2 separate regions of the Homo sapiens genome follow, and region 1 is linked to region 2. A link is a contact called in ENCODE POLR2A ChIA-PET data. All regions are on one chromosome and are shown on one strand. Each heading gives the region's core, a stretch centred on a gene start or an enhancer-like site at or near the end of the contact. The rest is flanking DNA. Distances are from core to core; before and after follow the strand shown.

Evidence for each region. ChIA-PET counts read pairs that join two places held with the same protein, here RNA polymerase II (POLR2A).
Region 1: POLR2A ChIA-PET joins it to region 2 with 24 read pairs in PC-9. The contact joins the promoter of RALA here to the promoter of CYCS in region 2. POLR2A ChIA-PET finds 5 or more read pairs at or near these places in 3 of 52 experiments (OCI-LY7, PC-9 and T-cell).

What each region holds. Positions count from the first base shown.
Region 1 is chr7:39,620,752-39,624,861 of GRCh38, reverse strand. RALA (RAS like proto-oncogene A) reads right to left here and starts at 1,290. Exons shown (of 5, transcript NM_005402.4): 1 at 1,037-1,290. It overlaps LOC107986785 (a long non-coding RNA gene), which reads left to right and starts at 1,385. Exons shown (of 2, transcript XR_001745175.2): 1 at 1,385-2,429; 2 at 3,248-4,110. RefSeq lists silencers at 87-136, 731-1,240 and an enhancer at 567-1,414.
Region 2 is chr7:25,124,010-25,128,071 of GRCh38, reverse strand. CYCS (cytochrome c, somatic) reads left to right here and starts at 2,812. Exons shown (of 3, transcript NM_018947.6): 1 at 2,812-2,872; 2 at 3,945-4,062. The coding sequence starts at 3,953. It also overlaps a transcript of SPMIP4 not described here. RefSeq lists enhancers at 2,402-2,651, 2,799-3,342, 3,343-3,887.

The DNA of each region.
Region 1 (4,110 bases), core at 41-2,540, about 14 Mb before region 2:
TCTGTTATCCAATTTCTGGAATATGATTAAAGTTGCAATTTACTTTCTGGAAAAGAATTAACTTATGATACATGTTTTATAAAGGTTGTTCCCCCCCCACACCACACAATTTGTAAATTAGGTGCTTTTCAGCTTGACACGTAGGGCGTGGCACGGGACTTCTCACACTACCTCAGCCACACTTGGATGAGCTCTTACAAGTCTGGACATTCAGGTTTCCGAGCACAGGCCAGTTAACTCCCTAATTCTCCCTAAATCCTGAAACAACACTGCCACCCCTGTGTGCCGTCACCCCCGTCTACTTAAACACATATATCCAGGCTAAAGCATGCCAATCACATCTTCCACTTCTGGAAATCTTTCAGAAACGAACCACAGAGGAAACACCTCTCTCCCAAAATGTATTCTCTTCCTCATATTAGAAGCTAGATTACCTGAAAATGGGCTAAAGCTGTGCAAGCGCCCAAGGCCAGGTATTCAGTTCAGTGCGGAGAGTCTAATGACTTTAAGTCTGAAAAACCATTCCTTTAACTGGCAAAAAAAAAAAAAAACACAAACAAACAAAACAAACAAACAAAAAACCCTGGCGGAGATGCTTAAAAAGCAGCGGCTCTAGCACAGGCAAGGAGTGGAAAGAAAGGGAAGGAGGGGAGAGGGGTGGAGTGAGGCGCGGGGACTGCGGCGGCAGCGGGTTGCCCCAGGTCGCGGGCACCGCCCGGGCGGGAACTTGGGCGCCGTGGACGAAAGGTGCGGGGTGACCTTCGGACGAGGCCAACTGAGACCGGCTGCCGGGCGCAGGGGACCTCTCCGCAGCCGCTCACTCTCGGGGGCTCACTCGCCCCACAGCGGCGAACGCGGTGCCCCGGATTCCAGCCGGGCTCATCTCGCAGCTCGTCCCCGGGCAGAACGTGGGATGTGCAATCTCGGCAGCCCGAACCCGCGTCAGGGCCTCGGCCCGCCGCCGCCCGGACACACCCCCGCCGCCGCCCGGGTGGCCCCAGTCCCTCCCCGGGCGGCCCGAGCGGGCATCGCTCACCTGCACCGCGAGCCAGTCCGCCGCCCCGAGGGCTCCGGAAGCCGCGGCTGCGTGGCTCCGGCCGGAGGGTACTCGGTCCTTGTCGCCTGGAAGGCCCCGCGCCGGGAGCGGTCGAAGGAGGAGTCTGACGGGTGGCGGGGGAGCCTGGGCGGCTGGAGGAGGAGGAGGAGGAGGAGGAGAAGGAGGAGGAGGACTCCGACGCTTTGCTCTGGGGAGATCCACCCTCCTCCTGGCGGCTCTGCAGCAGCCGCCACAGATCACTTCCGGGGCGCTGGGGAGCGGGGCGGGGCAGCTGGGGAGCGACTTCCTGTCCGTGGGCTGAGAGGAGGGTGATCATGGGCCTGGGCCGCAGAACAGTGGCTCGGAGGGCGCAGGCTGCCCGGCCTCCGCCCCCTGCAAGCTGAGGGCTGTCCGCGCTGTCTTTCCGACGGCCCCACCCCCGGCTCTCTGAGCTCCGCGAGGTGAAGTCATCTCCCGGGGGCTCGGGAGTGGCCGCGGGCCTCGCGGAGGTTCCCGGATCTCGGCGTCGTTGCCGCGGTGTCCTTGTCTTTCTTTTGGGGACCAGGAGGGGGTTCTTGGGGGAAGGAGGGGAGAGCGGAGGCCGCCATCTTGCTTCTAGAGGGTCAGCTCATGTTCCCTGGGCGTCTCAGGGTTGAGGCCGCTCGTGTGGCGTGGCCGGGGGTATTCAGAGCGGAGCTGGCGACGTGGCTTGTCACGGGCCAAATCCCAGGAGGCGGGTCAGCCGCCTACCCTGGCTGGAGGGTCTCGTGGCTGCCCTGGGCCTCATCTAACTGCTGATCCCCTGGAGAATTCGCTTTCTCGGACGGTCTGCGAGTTCTTTCTGAGGGGTGTCGGACCCCCCTGCGACTCTGCAGGTGTCGGTGTGGCACTGAGATCATCTTGCGGCCCCATGGCACTGTGATTTGGTAGCTTGTGAGAAGTAGTTTCACTAAATCCGTAAATTTAAGTTAGCAGCTACAGATTCTTATGTCTTGACATTTATTCGCTTATCTCTCTTTGCTCCCCACAAATTGAGTACCAACTATATTCCTGGTATGAGCCATTCAAGGAATGTCCAGTCTAGTGGGCAGACATACATGAAAGCAAATCATTGCTATTGGAAGTATGGTTTATCAAGATGTACAGCGTGAAGAATGGATAGCTTTACTAACGTAGGTTAGAGTTTTAAAGATAAATAGGCATTTTCTACTACAAAAATAGGGGTGGGATGGCAAATCCGGATCCGAACAGAAAGGAGATGCAGCACGGGGACAAATAATTTGTTGAGAAGAATGAGTAATAATTACAGGTCTTGAAGTTCAAACTTAGGTTGCTGAAGAAGATGAGGCTGGAGAAGAAAACAGGAGCCAAATCACGAATCGTCTATGCCTTGGTGAGGCAATGAGTGGACAGATTACAATTTAAGCTATTCTTCTGTTGGTAGAGAACAGATAACTTGGGGGGGTGGAGGTGGGGGGGCAGAGAAGGATAAGCAGAGAGCCCACAAGGGGGCCATTGCAGAAGCCAGTAAGAGAAAACTTAAGGACCCTGTGTGAATGGTAGTGAGCATCCAAAGGAGATGGATTCCTAAAATATTCAAGAGGCCATATCAACTGGTAATTGGTTGCTAGGGGCAGCTGCCAGATAGGAGAATGGAAGAGGCAATGATGATGCCTTGTTTTGCTTTGAGGGAGGGGCAGGATAAGGGTGTATTTTACTAAATAAGATAAGGAAGAGTTAGGATGAGTCCTGGGAGGGGACATTTTTGCAGAAAAAAAATGAGTTCAGTTTTGGAGTTGATGAGTGAAGTAAGAGTGGTGCTGTCTAATGGTGGTTGCTATATGGGTCTAGAGCTCTAGGGAGGAGCTGGGCTGAAGTTGGAAACACCACAGGTTTAGATGACCATAACCAAGCTGACTGCAGTCTTACGTCATTGAGCACAGTTTCAAAACCACTTCTCCTTTCTCCCTGCCTTTACTTGGGAAAATTACTGAAATACTGCATTAAAAAACCCAATATGGTGATATGTGTCCATCCATAGACCAATATTCTAATGTTTAATGGTCTTCTAAGGACCCTAAAGGTCAGGTTTAGCAGAAACTGGATGTAACAGTGGTAACTATTAATAGTATAGCATCATTAACTCATAAAATGAAATATTATCTATGTTTATATTTTAATATTTTAATTTTTTTCTTTTTTATTCTGTAGGAATTGCTCCATTCCAATAAAAATATTTTAAATTTAATCATTGACAACAGTTAAGCTGGCCATAGGCTGAGGATTGAGGATGGTGGGTTGCACAAATATCTGCTGAATGGAGAGCTAGAAGGAGGATGACTTCAAGAAGAGTCAGCAATAGGAACGCAATGAAAGACAACCTCAAATTCATTAGTCAGCCTGTCTCAGCTGCTTTTTGGTGGCTCACAGCTATGCTAACCTAGCATAAAGCAGTGAGAAATAGAATACTTCATTTTGAGCAGAGCTTCAGAAAACCACAAATAGTAAAAGCCCTATAAATAATAGCTACAGCTGCAAACCAAAGACTAATTATTAGTTTTTAACTCTATATCCCTGTAGAGCAGCATTTTTGAACACACAAAAAAAGAGAAACGCGTTCACTTACGTCTTAGATTATTTAAATACAGTATTCTCAATTTGTCTAGGATAAAAAAGCATTTAGGTGTATTGAACAACCATATAATGGATAATATACTGAACAGGAAATGAGAATAATTAGCTTGAGTCCCTTTTTTGTCAGTTGTTCACCGTATGACCCTAGCAATGTTACTTAACCTCTCTATGCCCTAGTTTCTCTGACTGTAAAATAGAGATAATAATAACTTTCTATCAGCCGCCTCTCAAAGATATTATAGGAAATAACAAATTAATGCTATGAAAGCTCTTTGAGGTACTTGGATGAAAGGGCATAATTGTAAGTACATATTATTAGTAATTAGCACTAATATCCAGTAGCACCCATGAGCATTCCTGACTTTGCTGCCTGGATTACTCAAAGAACATGAAGGATCCTGTTTTGAAATACACTTAGATCTTTTTTCTTAACTTGTGAA
Region 2 (4,062 bases), core at 1,563-4,062:
GCAGAGACTCCATTTGTTTGGGTGAAAGTAAGATAAGAGAACAGAGTCTCTGCCTGGTAATCCAGGTAATTCTCCTGGATCTTACCCAAGACCACAAATGTCATACCCCTACAAGTCTGCAAAAGCTATAGTTTTACTGAGCTTCGGATGGCCCCTAATGCAGATATAGCTGCAGTGACCAAAGACTTAGATCACAACACCCAAGTCCCTTCAAATACTTGGAAAGCCATCCCAAGAAGGGTGGATACAAAAAAATAAAAAGCCCAGACTGTGAAGACAATAATAAATACCTAACTCTTCAGTGCCCAGACACCAACAAAAATCCACAAGCATCAAGACCACCCTGGTAAACACGACCTCACCAAACAAACTAATGAAGGCACAAGTGACCAATTCCAGAGAGAAAGAGATATGTGACTTTTCAAACAGAGAATTCAAAATAGCTGTGTTGAGGAAGCTCAACAAAATTCAAGATAACACAGAGAAGAAATTCAGAATTCTACAAGATAAATTTAACAGAGATTAAAACAATTAAAAAGAATCTAGCAGAAATTCTGAAGCTGAAAAATCCAATTAACGTACTAAAAAATGCAGTCCCTTACAGGCAGAATTGATCAAACAGAAGGAAGAATTAGTGAGCTTGAAGATGGGCTATTTGAAAATACACACTCAGAAGAGACAAAAGAAAAAAGAATAAAAATGAATGAGGTACACCTATAAGATCTAGAAACTGGCTTCAAAGGGCAAATCTAAGAGTTACTGGCCATAAAGAGGAGCTAGAGAGAGAGATCAGGGTAGAAAGTTTATTCAGCGAGATAATGACAGAGAACTTCCCAAACCTAGAGAAAGATATCAATATTCAAGTACAAGAAGGTTATAAAACACCAAGCAGATTTAACCCAACGAAGACACCCCAAAACATTTAATAATCAAACTCCCAAAGATCCAGGATAAAGAAAGAATCCTAAAAGCAAGCAAGAGAAAAGAAACAAATAACATAAAAAGGAGTTCTAATAAGTCTGGCAGCAAACTTATCAGTGGAACTTTACAGGCCGGGAGGGAGTGGCATTACATATTTAAAGTGCTGAGGGAAAAAACTTTTATCCTAGAATAGTACATCCAGTGAAAATATCCTTCAGATGTGAGGGAGAAATAAAGACTTTCCCAGGCAAACAGAAGCTGAGGGATTTCATCAACACCAGACCTGTCCTACAAGAAATGCTAAAGGGAGTTCCTCAGTCTGAAAGAAAAGGACATTCGTAAGCAATAAGAAACCACCTGAAGGTACAAAACTCACTACTAATAGTAAGTACACAGAAAAACACACAATATTATAATACTGTAATTGTGTGTAAACTGTTCATATCTTGAGTAGAAAGACTTAGAGATTAACCTAACTTATCAAAAATAATAGCTATAACAACTTTTCAAGACATAGTATAATAATATATAAATAGAAACAAGAAAAAGTTTTAAAAGTGGGGAGAGTGAAGTTAAAGTGCAGAGTTTTTCTTAGTTTTCTCTTTGATTTTTGTTTATGCAATCAATGTTATGTTGTCATCAGTTTAAAACAATGGGTTATAAAATATTATTTGCCCTGGGCGTGGTGGCTCACACCTGTAATCCCAGCACTTTGGGAGGCCGATGCGGGTGAATCACCTGAGGTCAGGAGTTCGAGACCAGCCTGACCAAATAGTGAAACCCCATCTCTACTAAAAATACAAAAATTAGCTGGGCGTGGTGGTTTGCTCCCGTAGTCCCAGCTACTTGGGGGGCTGAGACATTAAATGGCGCCACTGAAGAAGAATGAATAAGGTCTAGTAATACAACAGGGTGACTACACTCAACAATAATTTATTGTACATTAAACAAACTAAAAGTATAATTGGATTGCTTGTAACAGAAAAAAAGGATAAATGCTTGAGGTGATGGATAGACCGTTTACCCTGATGTGATTATTATACATTGTATGCCTGTATCAAAATATCTCATGTACCTCTTAAGTATATATATATATTTACCTACTTCGTACTCATAAAAATTTTAAAAGGTACATAAATGTTATCATTGCATCCTCTTAATTTTATTTTTCAGTTCCAGAGGGATAATCCTGTCTCTGCCGCAAATGCAGCACCTTCCTCAGTCTTGGGGCGTCCATCAAGCGGAGAGCTGGAATGTGACTGAAAGTAACAGAGTATAGGTGGAACTAGAACAAGGTCACGAGCTGGTGCCCAACTCGTGTAACTCCTGGTTCCAGGCTGTCCCTCTAGGATGCTGTTGGCGCCAGCCGTGGTAGTAGGACAGAGTCTGGGTAAAGGTCGCCTGCTGACAAGATGGTAGCTAGGAGACCTCTAGGTGCGCCAAAATTAGGGCGTCTTTTCCTGGACCGGCAAAACGCCCTGCTCAAAGCTCATTACATCACCACGCCCAAGAACTGATACTTTAGCAGGGCAACGCACCAACCAAGCGACTCCGCCCCACCCTCCCCGCTCCTCCAGCACACGCAAGCGCACAGAGGCCCGCGAGTGACGTCACCTCTCCCGACACCACCTCGTTGTCGTACGACCAAAGGCCTGTCGTAACGGCCGGGAAAAGCCTCGAGAAGAAGGGCACGCACGCCGTACACCCTAACATGCTCGCCAGCATGCGCGCGCAGGTCCTTGGCGCAGGCATTGGGACTGGAGCCAATGAGGTGCGGCGACGTTACTGCGTAGCCGCCAGCTCGGCCGCACGTCAGGGCGCGGGAGCGCGGAGCGAGTTTGGTTGCACTTACACCGGTACTTAAGCGCGGACCGGCGTGTCCTTGGACTTAGAGAGTGGGGACGTCCGGCTTCGGAGCGGGAGTGTTCGTTGTGCCAGCGACTAAAAAGAGGTGAGAGCGGGTCGCGGAGGCCGCACCTGGTTAGAGGCAGAGCTGTGGGAGGCGCGCACTTGCGAGCGACCGAAACCCAAGCGGGGAGCATTCGAGTGGAGCCCGCGCTGGGTGGGAGGGCGGGGAGTGAAGACCCTGGACTGTGGTCAGACCGAGCTGGGCGAGTAACGGCTTGAGGTGCGGCGGAGCCCTAACTAGGGACAGGTATGGTCTCGGTCAGGGACTGGAGGCGGCTTGGATACAGATCCGAGGAGGAGGCGGCCTCTTCCGTAGTGGTTGCTGAAGGGCTATGGAAATGATAGGCAAGACTTCCCTCCTGGAAAGCCGAAGCTTAGAGCTTCACGTTCTTCTTCAGAGGGCAAAAGCTGTTGCTCTTCTAATAAGGGGCCAGTTCTTTTCGTGGGCACATGTTTCTTCCGTCAGTCGTTCTGACATCCTAGAAGGAGTTTCATCAATCACCTTGAAACCGACCTGGACGGGTGACCTCGTGGTCGCCCCAGGAGATCACAGGTAGGGGAGTTGGGATGTCCCCGGGGGACCGTGCAGCCTGCCCCTGAGCTCCCATTCACAAGTTCGAGTGTCAAGCTACTCCTGTGACCTGGGCAGATAGAAACAGCCAGGACCGCTTTTTAAACATTTGTGTGCTTTGCGTTATCCTCAGGGAGAGGTGGCTTTACATTGTAGTAAGATTAAATGGTTAGGTCTTTTTAAAAGTTGCGGTTGTGGTGATTTTGGCTTAATGTGTTCGCCCTTGAGCTTCAGATCTGTGACTTCGTGACCATGATTGTCTCTTCTGAAACTGGAGTTTGAATTAGGTTCCCTCTTTGCTTGGGCTTTAACGTTCCTTCACGTATACACACAAAAATACGTTTTTGAGGAGGTACTCCTAAAAATGTTTTTGGTATTAAAGAATATTTGGTATAAAGAGTATTAAAGCAAAACAAGATTCATTCTGGTATTTAATGACATAAATTAGCAATGGATTGGTAATTAAGTGGCTAGAGTGGTCATTCATTTACACTGTATTTGTTACCTGAGGAAAAATTTACTAAGTTGAAGCTTTCGTTTTTAGAATTAAATATGGGTGATGTTGAGAAAGGCAAGAAGATTTTTATTATGAAGTGTTCCCAGTGCCACACCGTTGAAAAGGGAGGCAAGCACAAGACTGGGCCAAATCTCCATGGTCTCTT